2 separate regions of the Homo sapiens genome follow, and region 2 is linked to region 1. The links are chromatin loops, found by intact Hi-C in ENCODE. Cell type or tissue: IMR-90. All regions are shown on one strand. Links, peaks and the distances in the headings refer to the core of each region. The heading gives the core; the rest is flanking DNA.

Evidence for each region. Hi-C counts contacts between places; a loop is a spot of excess contacts. Peaks named below come from ENCODE experiments on the same cell type or tissue, not always from the same donor. Only the 100,000 strongest peaks of a DNase experiment are listed, where the experiment ranks them.
Region 2: a loop joins it to region 1, with 5 times the contacts of the local background. A loop is called at or near these places in 4 of 110 quality-filtered maps.

Annotation. Positions count from the first base shown.
Region 1 is chr6:31,611,726-31,617,093 of GRCh38, forward strand. It overlaps AIF1 (allograft inflammatory factor 1), which reads left to right and starts at 3,509. Exons shown (of 6, transcript NM_001623.5): 1 at 3,509-3,629; 2 at 3,796-3,857; 3 at 3,945-4,011; 4 at 4,379-4,420; 5 at 4,619-4,781; 6 at 5,091-5,290. The coding sequence starts at 3,605. The coding sequence ends at 5,175. RefSeq lists enhancers at 3,774-4,274, 4,275-4,775. In IMR-90, for the core only: no CTCF peak of the experiment used is centred there; no DNase peak of the experiment used is centred there; H3K27me3 peaks cover 408 bases.
Region 2 is chr6:31,558,350-31,563,717 of GRCh38, forward strand. It overlaps NFKBIL1 (NFKB inhibitor like 1), which reads left to right. Exons shown (of 4, transcript NM_005007.4): 4 at 1-480. The coding sequence ends at 262. LOC100287329 (a long non-coding RNA gene) reads right to left here. Exons shown (of 2, transcript NR_149045.1): 2 at 1,222-2,373. It also overlaps a transcript of LTA not described here. Among named protein-coding and RNA genes, the nearest start is that of LTA, 11 kb to the right of the region's middle. In IMR-90, for the core only: no CTCF peak of the experiment used is centred there; a DNase peak (open chromatin) is centred at 5,182; H3K27ac peaks cover 328 bases.

The DNA.
Region 1 (5,368 bases), core at 202-5,201:
ATAAGTATTTTTCTTTCTAGCCGTATATCCACCTTACATGGTCCCTCAACTCCCCAAGCCCACTCTGCCTGCCCCATCTCCTCCTTCCACATCCTCTCCTCAACCTAGCACTTGGTTGGCAATGCCTTCCTCGATCCTCTGCCAAAGACCCTCTAGCCAGTGCTTACCCTGTCTGTTCTCTCTCTTTACCCAAAGAAATACATAAAGTTTGACCAGAATGGAAACAGAGATATCAGTGAAAAAAGGTGATTTGGGGAAGTGTGCAGGCCTAGGAAGACAGAGGCTTGTTCCTTTGCTTGCTTAAAATCTTTGATCAAACGGCCAGGCGTGGTGGCTCACACCTGTAATCCCAGCACTTTGGGAGGGCGAGGTGGGCGAATCATGAGATCAGGAGTTCAAGACCAGCCTGGCCAACATAGTAAAACCCCGTCTCACTAAAAATACAAAAAATTAGCCAGCTGGGCGTGGTGGCAGGTGCCTGTAATCCCAGCTACTCTGGAGGCTGAGGCAGGAGAATCACTTGAACCCGGGAGGTGGAGGTTGCAGTGAGTGGAGATTGCACCACTGCACTCTAGCCTGAGTGACAGAGTGAGACTCCATCTCAAAAAAAAGAAAAGAAATCTTTGCTCAAATATCACTTTTTCAGAGAACGCTTCTCTAACCACTCTATTTATTTTATTATTTTATTGTATTTTTTGAGACAGGGTCTCACTCTGTTGCCCAGACTGGAGTGTAATGGCACGGTCATGGCTCACTGCAGCCTTGATCTCCTGGGCTCAAGCGATCCTCTCACTTCAGCCTCCCAAGTGGCTAGGACCACAGGCGTAAGCCACCGTGTCTGGCCAGACCACCATATTTAAAACTGGGGACAAGTCAGGCTCACACCTGTAATCCCAGCACTTTGGGAGGCCAAGGTGGGAGGATCACAAGGTTAGGAGTTCAAGACCAGCCTGGCCAACTTGGTGAAACCCCATCTCTACTAAAAATACAAAAATTAGCCGGGTATAGTGGTGATCGCCTGTAATCCCAGCTATTCGTTAGGCTGAGGCAGGAGAATCGCTTGAACCCGGGAGGCAGAGGTTGCAGTGAGCTGAGATTGTGCCACTGCACTCCAGCCTGGGCAACAGAGCGAGATTCTGTCTCAACAAAAAAAGCTGGGTGCAGTGGCTCACGCCTGTAATCCTAGCACTTTGGGAGTCCGAGGTGGGTAGATCACCTAAGGTCAGGAGTTCAAGACCAGCCTGGTCAACATGGTGAAACCCCGCCTCTACAAAAATACAAAAATTAGCTAGGTATGATGGCAGGTGGCTGTAATCCCAGCTACTCGGAAGGCTGAGGCAGGAGAATCGCTTGAACCCAGGAGGCGGAGGTTACAGTGAGCTGAGATCAAGCCATTGCACTCTAGCCTGGGCGACAGAGTGAGACTCCGTTTAAAAAAAAAACAAAAAACAAAAAACAAAAAACTGGGGACCATTGGCAATAATACTCCTATGTCCCCTCTTCCCTACTTTGTTTTCCTCCATAGGCACCTGGCGCCTTTTTTTTTTTTTTTTTTTTTTTTTTGAGACGGAGTCTCACTCTGTTGCCCAGGCTGGAGTGCAATGGCGCGATCTCAGCTCACTGCAACCTCTGCCTCCCGGGTTTAAGCGATTCGCCTGCGTCAGCCTCCTGAGCAGCTGGGATTACAGGCACGCACCACCAGGCCCTGCTAATTTTTGTATTTTTAGTAGAGATGGGGTTTCACCATGTTGGTCAGGCTGGTCTCCAACTCCTGACCTTGTGATCCGCCTGCCCCAGCCTCCCAAAGTGCTGTGATTACAGGCGTGAGCCACTGCGCCTGGCCACCTAGCACCTTTAATATACTTATTTATTTGTATTGTCTGCCTTCCCCAATTAGATCAACCATGAAGACAAGAGTTTTCATTTGTTGGGTTCTCTGGGCCTAGAGGCATGTCTGGCATATAGTAAGCATTCAGTAAATATCTGTTGAGTGAACGTATGAATAAAGAAGTGAGTTCCTCCCAGCAGGCACTGAGAACATTGGGAGTACAGGGTTGCAGCTCTCTCTGCAGCAGGAGAATGTAGCTGCAATAAAGGGAAGTCAAGAAGCCAGAGTCCAGCCAGGTGCAGTGGCTCATGCCTGTAATCCCAGCACTTTGGGAGGCTGAGGTGGGTGGATCACAAGGTCAAGAGATAGAGACCATCCTGGCCAACATGGCGAAACCCCATCTGTACTAAAAATACAAAAATTAGCTGGGCGTGGTGGTGGGCGCCTGTAGTCCCAGCTACTCAGGAGGCTGAGGTAGGAGAATTGCTTGAACCCAGGAGGCAGTGGTTGCAGTGAGCCGAGATTGCACCATTGCACTCCCGCCTGGGCGACAGAGCAAGACTCCGACTCAAAAAAAAAAAAAAAAGCAGCAGCAGCAGCCAGAGGCCACTCCAGCATCTCCCCTACCTGGCTTGGGTCAGGGAGAGGGCAGTGAGAAGTGAAAACTCCCAGCTACAGAAAAGGAAATATGTTGGGGGGAAGGGAGAAGGAAAGGTGTCTTCATCAATGCCGGGGCAGGGTAGATGGAGCCCTGGGCAGGGAGTTTGGACCAGGAAATCTCAATGAGGGAAATGTGCTGTCCTCACCTCTCCAAGAAGCGACTGGCCAAACAGAGTGACAGAGGGGATAAAGGTTATGCCTAGGGAGGCATGTGTCAGAGGCTATCATCCACTCTGTTGAACCCACAGTGACCAGCACCACCATCACACAAACATGCCTGCATGTGTGCACGCACGTGCAGTGTGCAAACCTGATGTCAGCCTCACTCCCTGGCTCTTCTGTCCACAAACGCTGTTTCTTTAAGTACCACTTTCAGTTCCTCCAAAGAATCTACTTAAACTCTTAAATTCCTGATCTCTATAGATTTTACTAAAGATTTCAAAGGAGATAAGATGAGAGGGTTACGTTGCACATTCTAAAGCAAACAAATTAAAATGTTTTGTTAGACATTTCCATATTTTTAAGGGCCTCCTTGGAGCTGCCAGGCTGGGAGTGAGGTTTCTCTCCCTTTCTAAACCCTGTGCCCATCTTGTCACCCTCCTGGAGCTGCCAGCAGACTTCAGATTCTTCTCCGATCTACAGAGCAGAAAAATTCAGCCAGCCCTTCCTTGTCTTCCTATCCACAGCTGCCTGCCCAGACTCATGAAACCTGACAAAATGCAAGGTCTTATCATTACCTGAACCTTGGACCTGTTCAAAAATACTAGTTCCTGAGAATAAATATCCCTGGTGTCTTCCTGCCCTTCCTGCACACCTCCAGTGGCTTATCAAAATATTTGTTTCATGCGCACACTGGGCTCTCATTTAAGAGGAATTTGGGAGAATGTTATTTTCTAATCTGCATTTCACACCAGGCTCCCCCTCCTTCCTGGGGTGCTAGTGTCAGCAGAACCTGATGGGGAAGTGAGGTCTGGGAGGCAGAGGAGGAAGGAATGAGGGGAAAGGGGAAGTTTGGGAGGAAGGCTTCTGAGAAGACTGGTGGGAGAGAAGGAGAGCCTGCAGACAGAGGCCTCCAGCTTGGTCTGTCTCCCCACCTCTACCAGCATCTGCTGAGCTATGAGCCAAACCAGGGATTTACAGGGTAGGGAGGGTGGGATAGGCAGCGGCATTAGATCGGAGGAATGAGATGGACAGACCTGGGCTGTGGGCTAGGAGGGCAGTCAGCTGGCCTAGGGTAGCCCGGGCTGGTGTCAGGGTAAGGAGAGGAAGGGAGGGATGAGGGCTGATTAATTTTTTTCACCCCACAGGAGGAAAAGCTTTCGGACTGCTGAAGGCCCAGCAGGAAGAGAGGCTGGATGAGATCAACAAGGTAGAAGGAAGAACTAAGGGGGCAGAGCCAGGGGGATGGGGCGTGGATGGGGAGGGCCTACCCTGGCTCTTATTTTCCCCTCCATAGCAATTCCTAGACGATCCCAAATATAGCAGTGATGAGGATCTGCCCTCCAAACTGGAAGGCTTCAAAGGTGAGGGGGAAACTGTAGGCGGTGGAGACAGGGCTGGGGGTAGGAGGGTTAGGATTTCCACAAGAACAAGGCAGGAACAGCAGAGATAAAAAGTTTACTTTTGTGGTAGCAAAAGGGGAACCTGCCTTTATTGCCCTCCTGCCACACTGCGGTCCCTTTCCCGGGCCTGCCTCTCTCAGCATCCCCTCTAGCTCCTTACACCCTAGCGGGGCCCCTCAACTCCCCAACCCCACTTCCTCTGCCTGCCCCTCCTCCTCCTTCCACGTTGTCTCCTCCACCTAGCAGTTGGTTGGCAACCCCTTCCTCAGTCCCCTGCTGAAAACCCTCCAGTCAGCGCTTATCCCTTCTGCTCTCTCCCCTCACCCAGAGAAATACATGGAGTTTGACCTTAATGGAAATGGCGATATTGGTGAGAAACGGGTGATTTGCGGGGGCAGGGTGGTGTGCAGGCCTAAGAAGACAGAGGTCTCTCCTACATGCTCCATTCCTCATGATTTGGGAGGGGGCCCACCTACCACAGTGGGAGGAAGGAGAATGGGGATGCGGAAGTGGGAGAGGAGAGAGAGGGTCTCCCCACCTTCTCCCCATCCCCATCCTCTGCCCCCAGATATCATGTCCCTGAAACGAATGCTGGAGAAACTTGGAGTCCCCAAGACTCACCTAGAGCTAAAGAAATTAATTGGAGAGGTGTCCAGTGGCTCCGGGGAGACGTTCAGCTACCCTGACTTTCTCAGGATGATGCTGGGCAAGAGATCTGCCATCCTAAAAATGTGAGTGTCAATTTCCAACCTCCCCTGTACTTACCTGTTTTCTCCTCCCCCATCCCTACCCTTGTCCACAGGCTCAACATTTCTACACGTTGCCCATCATCCCTTCTTCCATCCTTAGAGGGACCCTTCCAAGGTCCCGACCCCATCCCTATCCATAGTCCTGGTCCCCAGAAACTCCAACCCCTGCCCTTCCTCTTCCCCCTTCCACCCTCACATCCCCATCCCCTTCTAGCCTTTCCTAGCACCCTATGATTTATTCCCTTGAGAGGAGTGTTCCCTGATCCCTGTGCCTCTTCCCATCTCAACCAGGATCCTGATGTATGAGGAAAAAGCGAGAGAAAAGGAAAAGCCAACAGGCCCCCCAGCCAAGAAAGCTATCTCTGAGTTGCCCTGATTTGAAGGGAAAAGGGATGATGGGATTGAAGGGGCTTCTAATGACCCAGATATGGAAACAGAAGACAAAATTGTAAGCCAGAGTCAACAAATTAAATAAATTACCCCCTCCTCCAGATCAAGTCAGCTTAGTTTTTATTTGGGTGATTTTTTTCCTGGGTTTGGGAAGGAGAGACAGGTCTTGAGGGAAAGGT
Region 2 (5,368 bases), core at 231-5,230, 53 kb before region 1:
GCGATTTGGTGATGTGCCCTGGCCCTGCCCTGGGGGAGGGGACCCAGAGGCCATGGCTGCAGCCCTGGTGGCCAGGGGCCCCCCTTTGGAGGAACAGGGGGCTCTGAGGAGGTACTTGAGGGTCCAGCAGGTCCGCTGGCACCCTGACCGCTTCCTGCAGCGATTCCGAAGCCAGATTGAGACCTGGGAGCTGGGCCGTGTGATGGGAGCAGTGACAGCCCTTTCTCAGGCCCTGAATCGCCATGCAGAGGCCCTCAAGTGACCCTAGGGAAGAAGCAAGAAACTTCGGGGCTGCAGCCTCAGGATGAGGCAGAAGGAAGGGTAAGGGAAAGGATGGGGACCACAAGGAAGAGCCAGGTGCTGCTCAGCAGAGGATATGGGTGGGAGCGAAAGTTGTAACAAGTGGGGGTGGGGGGTGCGGGCCGCCACCACTGCTCCTTGACTCTGCCGTTTCCTAATAAGACCTGGTTCCACATCTCACTCCCAGTGTCTCCTCTGTCTTTTTCCATTGCTGTGGTTTTCATCACCCATGACATCTCCTTTCCCGCCCCGCCTGCTGAAACCCACAGCTCCCACACACCTGCAACACACACGCACACGCTAACACGGGCTCTGAGCTGGAGGCAAGAAGCCTCTGCATGCCCCCTCAGTTCAGCCCTAAGAAGGCCCAGTTTGCCATCCAGTCTCACTCCACTCCCTACACTGGGGTCTTGTCCACCCTGCAATCTGTGGCTGGAGAAATAGATGCGAACAGAGGCAAAAAGGGGAACAAAACCAGTTTCCCTCCCCTCCCTGGCTCCCCAAGCTGAACCACATCCTCCTCCCCACTTAACACCCCCTTCCCCCAACACAGGGCTTTCCCTTTGCTGAGTCACTGAATGAGCGAGTTGGGGGTAGCCGGCGCTGGGGGGCCATGAGGAGGCTGGGGGAGGATGGGGAATACAAGCAGAATGGCTGGAGGAAGAGCCCTGTGGGGGAGTGGAATTTCAGTTGCTAAAATTAGGAGCAGGGGAAGGAGGTGGAAAGAGCAAAATTATGTAACATGGGTTGTCTGTTCTTGGGCAACTGGAGCTCCACACCCAAAGCCAGCCAGGCTGCTGGCTCCATCCATCTCTGCCCTCTAGCTTGTCAGTTGTATCTCTCTTCCTCCAGGGCCCCAATCCTCATCTCCGCCATTCAGCTGCTGCCCCATCCTAAACCTGAGTTCATCTCTGGGCAGCCCAGGCATGGCCTTCCCTATAAACATTTCCTTTTCCAAGAACCAGTAGTTGAAGTCCTGAGAGGTGGAGGGAGAGTCTGGGATTCCCACGGAGGAGAGAGGGGGGCTCCCTGGAAACTAAGATAGGTAGACCCCACTACCATCGCCCAGGACACAACTGGGAACTTGGCAAAAAGAAAGGACAGGGCTGCAAGGAGAGTACAGACATGTGCTGGTGAGTGCACTGTCTGCATAGTTACACCAGAGCATCTTATCAATCAGAAACTTATCTTTCAGGTTTTGAGCCCAGTTCTCTACAGGAGAATCCCAGGAGTGGAAGTGGAAGGCAGTAGAAGACAGGGAGGGCACGCCTCTGGGAACACGGGAACATGGGTGGGCATGAGATCCTTGAATAAGACAGCCTGAAGTTCGGAAGAGACCAAGGCCTCTGAAGGACCAGGCAGATGTTCAGGGTGCAGGAGGGGGAAGGGCTGGTGAGAAAGATCCTGTGAGAGGAAGCTGCTGTGATTCAGAGAAGAGACTTCAAGCTGTGTGTGACCCTGGCGTCCGGTTCCTCTCACAGGCTGGAGCTTTTCGGAAGTGGCATGCAAAGAGTCCAGGTTTGGCCTTGGGGGGAGTTGGGGTTAGGATCCCTAAGCTGGAGGTTGAGAAGTAAATTACAGAAAACTCTGGTGACCAAATTTGCTCCTCCACCCAGGAGATTTCTCACTGGTTTTTAAGCACATCATTTCCCCTTCTGCAAGAGTTACATAAAACCAAAGCAAAATAAGCCCTGAAACCTGGGCCCACCGGACCACAGTCTTTTCAACGTCCCTTCCTGGTGTCTGGCCCCCAGCCCTGGTGGGGGTTCCCCTGAGATAAGGGCTGTTCACTTTCTCTGACCACATGGTTTCCGCTTCTGTGTCTCTTGTTTCCTAGGCTGATAAAAATACTGAGCCCTAGAGGCCCTGGCTTCCTCTGACCCCTTGGGGCAGGCAGCAGGCATCCTGTCCAGCATGGTGGGGGCAGGGACAGGGGCCAGGGATTCCCAAGGGGTGACTCAGTGCCTGCCATGAAACAGTGGGTAGGTGGAAGTGTATCTCTGCTCTCTAGAGCTGGCACCAGGAGTTGAGTCTCAGTGGAGGATGCATTGGGATTCAATTGGAGGAACAGGCCTGGAAAAGAATAATGAGATTGAAGAGGGTCAGTTTGAGGACTCAGGTTGGGGCAGGTTTGGATTAAGTTAGGAAAAGGATCTGGGAGGGACTCTGTTCAGTGTAGGTCAACTGAGCATTATGTAGCCCAAAGATAAATTTAAACCCTGCTTCAAGCTTACAATCTAGTGGGGAGGCAGACCCATACCTAGTTAACTGATTCAAGGCATGATGAGTAAACTTTAAGATGATTACAGAAAGAGGGGAGATTAAGTCCATTTGAAAGCATCCAGGGAGCCTCTGAGGAGACAGCATTTGAACTTGCTCTAATGAATGGGTTCACTAGGTGGAGGTGGATGGAAAGGTTCCATAGGCGAATAACACGTCTTGAGCGAGCCTGACAAGTCAGAAAATGCAGTATGTTCTGGGAAAGGAGCGTCCTGAGGGAGAAGAAGCACAGGTGTGAGGGAACATGTGATGAAGAAAGGACCACAGAAAGTCAAGGTCAGAGATTGGACTGCATCCTGTGGGCAGTGGTCCAGGTGACGATGAAAAAGAGGGAGAACAGGTGAGTGCTGCAGTACAGACAAGGAGTAAGAAAACGGCCATCATCTTGTGAATTAATACCTACTGTGTGTTAACCAGCCCTTTTCCTAACACCACAAATCCTCTCAACGTCTGTCCAAAAGGTGGGTGGTGGTGGCCAGGCACCTCACTCCTGTAATCACAGCACTTTGGGAGGCCAAGGTGGGAGCACTTTGGGAGGATCACTTGAGGCCAGGAGTTCGAGACCAGCCTGGCCAACATGGTGAAACCCCGTCTCTACTAAAAATATAAAAACTAGCTGGGTGTGGTCTTGGGCACCTGTAATCCCAGCTACTCAGGTGTCTGAGGCACAAGAATCACTTGAACCCGGGAGGCAGAGGTTGCAGTGAGCTGAGATCATGCCTCTGCTCTCCAGTCTGGGTGACAGAGCAAGACTCTGTATCCAAAAAAAAAAAAAATTATTAAGCACCTATTAGGAGCAGGGCACTGCTTGACAATAGGTATAAATAATAAAGTCACTGCCTTCATAGAACTTGCAGTCTAATGAGACAGTATACAAATAATAACTATACATTATAGTTATAATGTATAGGTATGCCTGCTTAGGGTAATAAAGTGCTCAATGAAGGTTTGAGGTACCAGCATGACTCTCAGGTGGAGATTTCCAGAAAGCAGGTCTGGAGCTCAAGAGAAGTTGGGTCTGGAGGAACAGATTTGGGCATCATTCCCTTCCCAGTAGAGGTTGAGCCTTTGAGTGGACAGGATCTTCAAGGGAGGGGGCGGAGTGACCAGAAGAGCCCTGAGCATGATCAAAGGAAGAGAACCAATAAAGGAGAGGTTGGGGAGCAGTCAGAGAAGCAGGGCACGGGGGGCGGGGGATGCCAAGCAGAGACAGGGCAGCCATGTTTGAGGCTTCAAAGAGGTCTAGTAAATGAGGGTTGAAAAGATTGTTGGGTTCAGGAACTAGACGATTACAAATTTTGAGAAAACCGTTTCCATTTAATAGAGGGGCAGAAATCACTTTACATAGGTTGAGGAATGAGTGGGAGGTGAGGAAAAGGAGGTGGTGGGCATGAGGTCAGAATGGTGAACACAGAATAACTGAGAATCATCTCTTAGTTCTACCCACAGATTTTACAGTTGAGGGAAATTTTACCAGTTCCTGAAAAAGTGGTTCGTTAAGGGGGCTAGTCTTTTGAGACATCACACGAAAACGGAAGGTGAGATAGACTGGACATTTGAGGGAGAAATATTCCAAGGAAGGATCTTTTTTGTTGTTTATTTTCAAGAAATAAAATTGAAGGTAAAATGAAGATGCTTAAAGAGACAAAGATAGGCCAGGTGCAGTGGCTCACACCTGTAATCCCAGCACTGTGGGAGGCCAAGGTGGGCAGATCACTTGAGGCCAGGGGTTCAAGACTAGTATGGCCAACATGGCAAAACCGCATCTCTACGAAAGATACAAAAATTAGCCAGGCGTGGTGGCACATGCCTGTGGTCCCAGCTATTCACTGAGGTGGGAGAATCGCTTGAACTCAGGAGGCAGAGGGTGCAGTGAGCCGAGATCACACCACTGCACTCCAGCCTGGGTGACAGAGCGAGACTCAGTCTCAAAAAAAAAAAAAAAAAAAGCCCAGGTGCGGTGGCTCACCCTTGTAATCCCAGCGCTTTGGGAGGCTGAGGTGGGCAGACTATAGATATCAGGAGTTCAAAACCAACCTAGCCAACATAGTGAAATGCTGTCTTTACTAAAAATACAAAAATTAGCTGGGCGTGGTGGCACACGCCTGTAACCCCAGCTACTCAGGAGGCTGAGGCAGGAGAATCACTTGAACCCGAGAGGTAGAGGTTGCAGTGAGCCGAGATCGCGCCACTGCACTCCAGCCTGGGCAACAGAGCAAGCCTATCCCAAAAACAAACAAGAAAGGGAGAGATAGTGAAAACATAAGCAAGAAGTGGGGAGAGAATATAGTAAAGATAGAGGAAGTGGGATAGAGTACAGATAAAAGGATCAGTCTTGGAAACAAGAAAAAGTACTGTGAGTCAGTATGTAAGGAAAGATTAAATATAACAAAATTAAGGAAAAAGAGGGAAGTGAGATCCACACTTGATGGCCTTAAGCTCAATGAAATATTAATAGATGAGAGTGAAGAACATCAGAGGCACGGAGATTTAGAACATCACGCACAGTAGTATAATGGGGAGTCAACAAAGAATGAGTAAAAGTTGTGTCCAAGAACACTGATGACTCTCTGAGATTAGCTGGCCAGGATTAGTTATAGGCCTCTTATGGTGACTCAGCTGTCTACTGCAGCGCTTGGCAGCCTAAGACAAAGCCCCAAGAATGAGACCACTTAGTTTACCCAAGTCAATTTTTGAGACAGAGTTTCACTCTTGTTGCCCAGGCTGGAGTGCAATGGCTCAATCTTGGTTCCCTGCAACCTCTGCCTCCCGGGTTCAAGCGATTCTC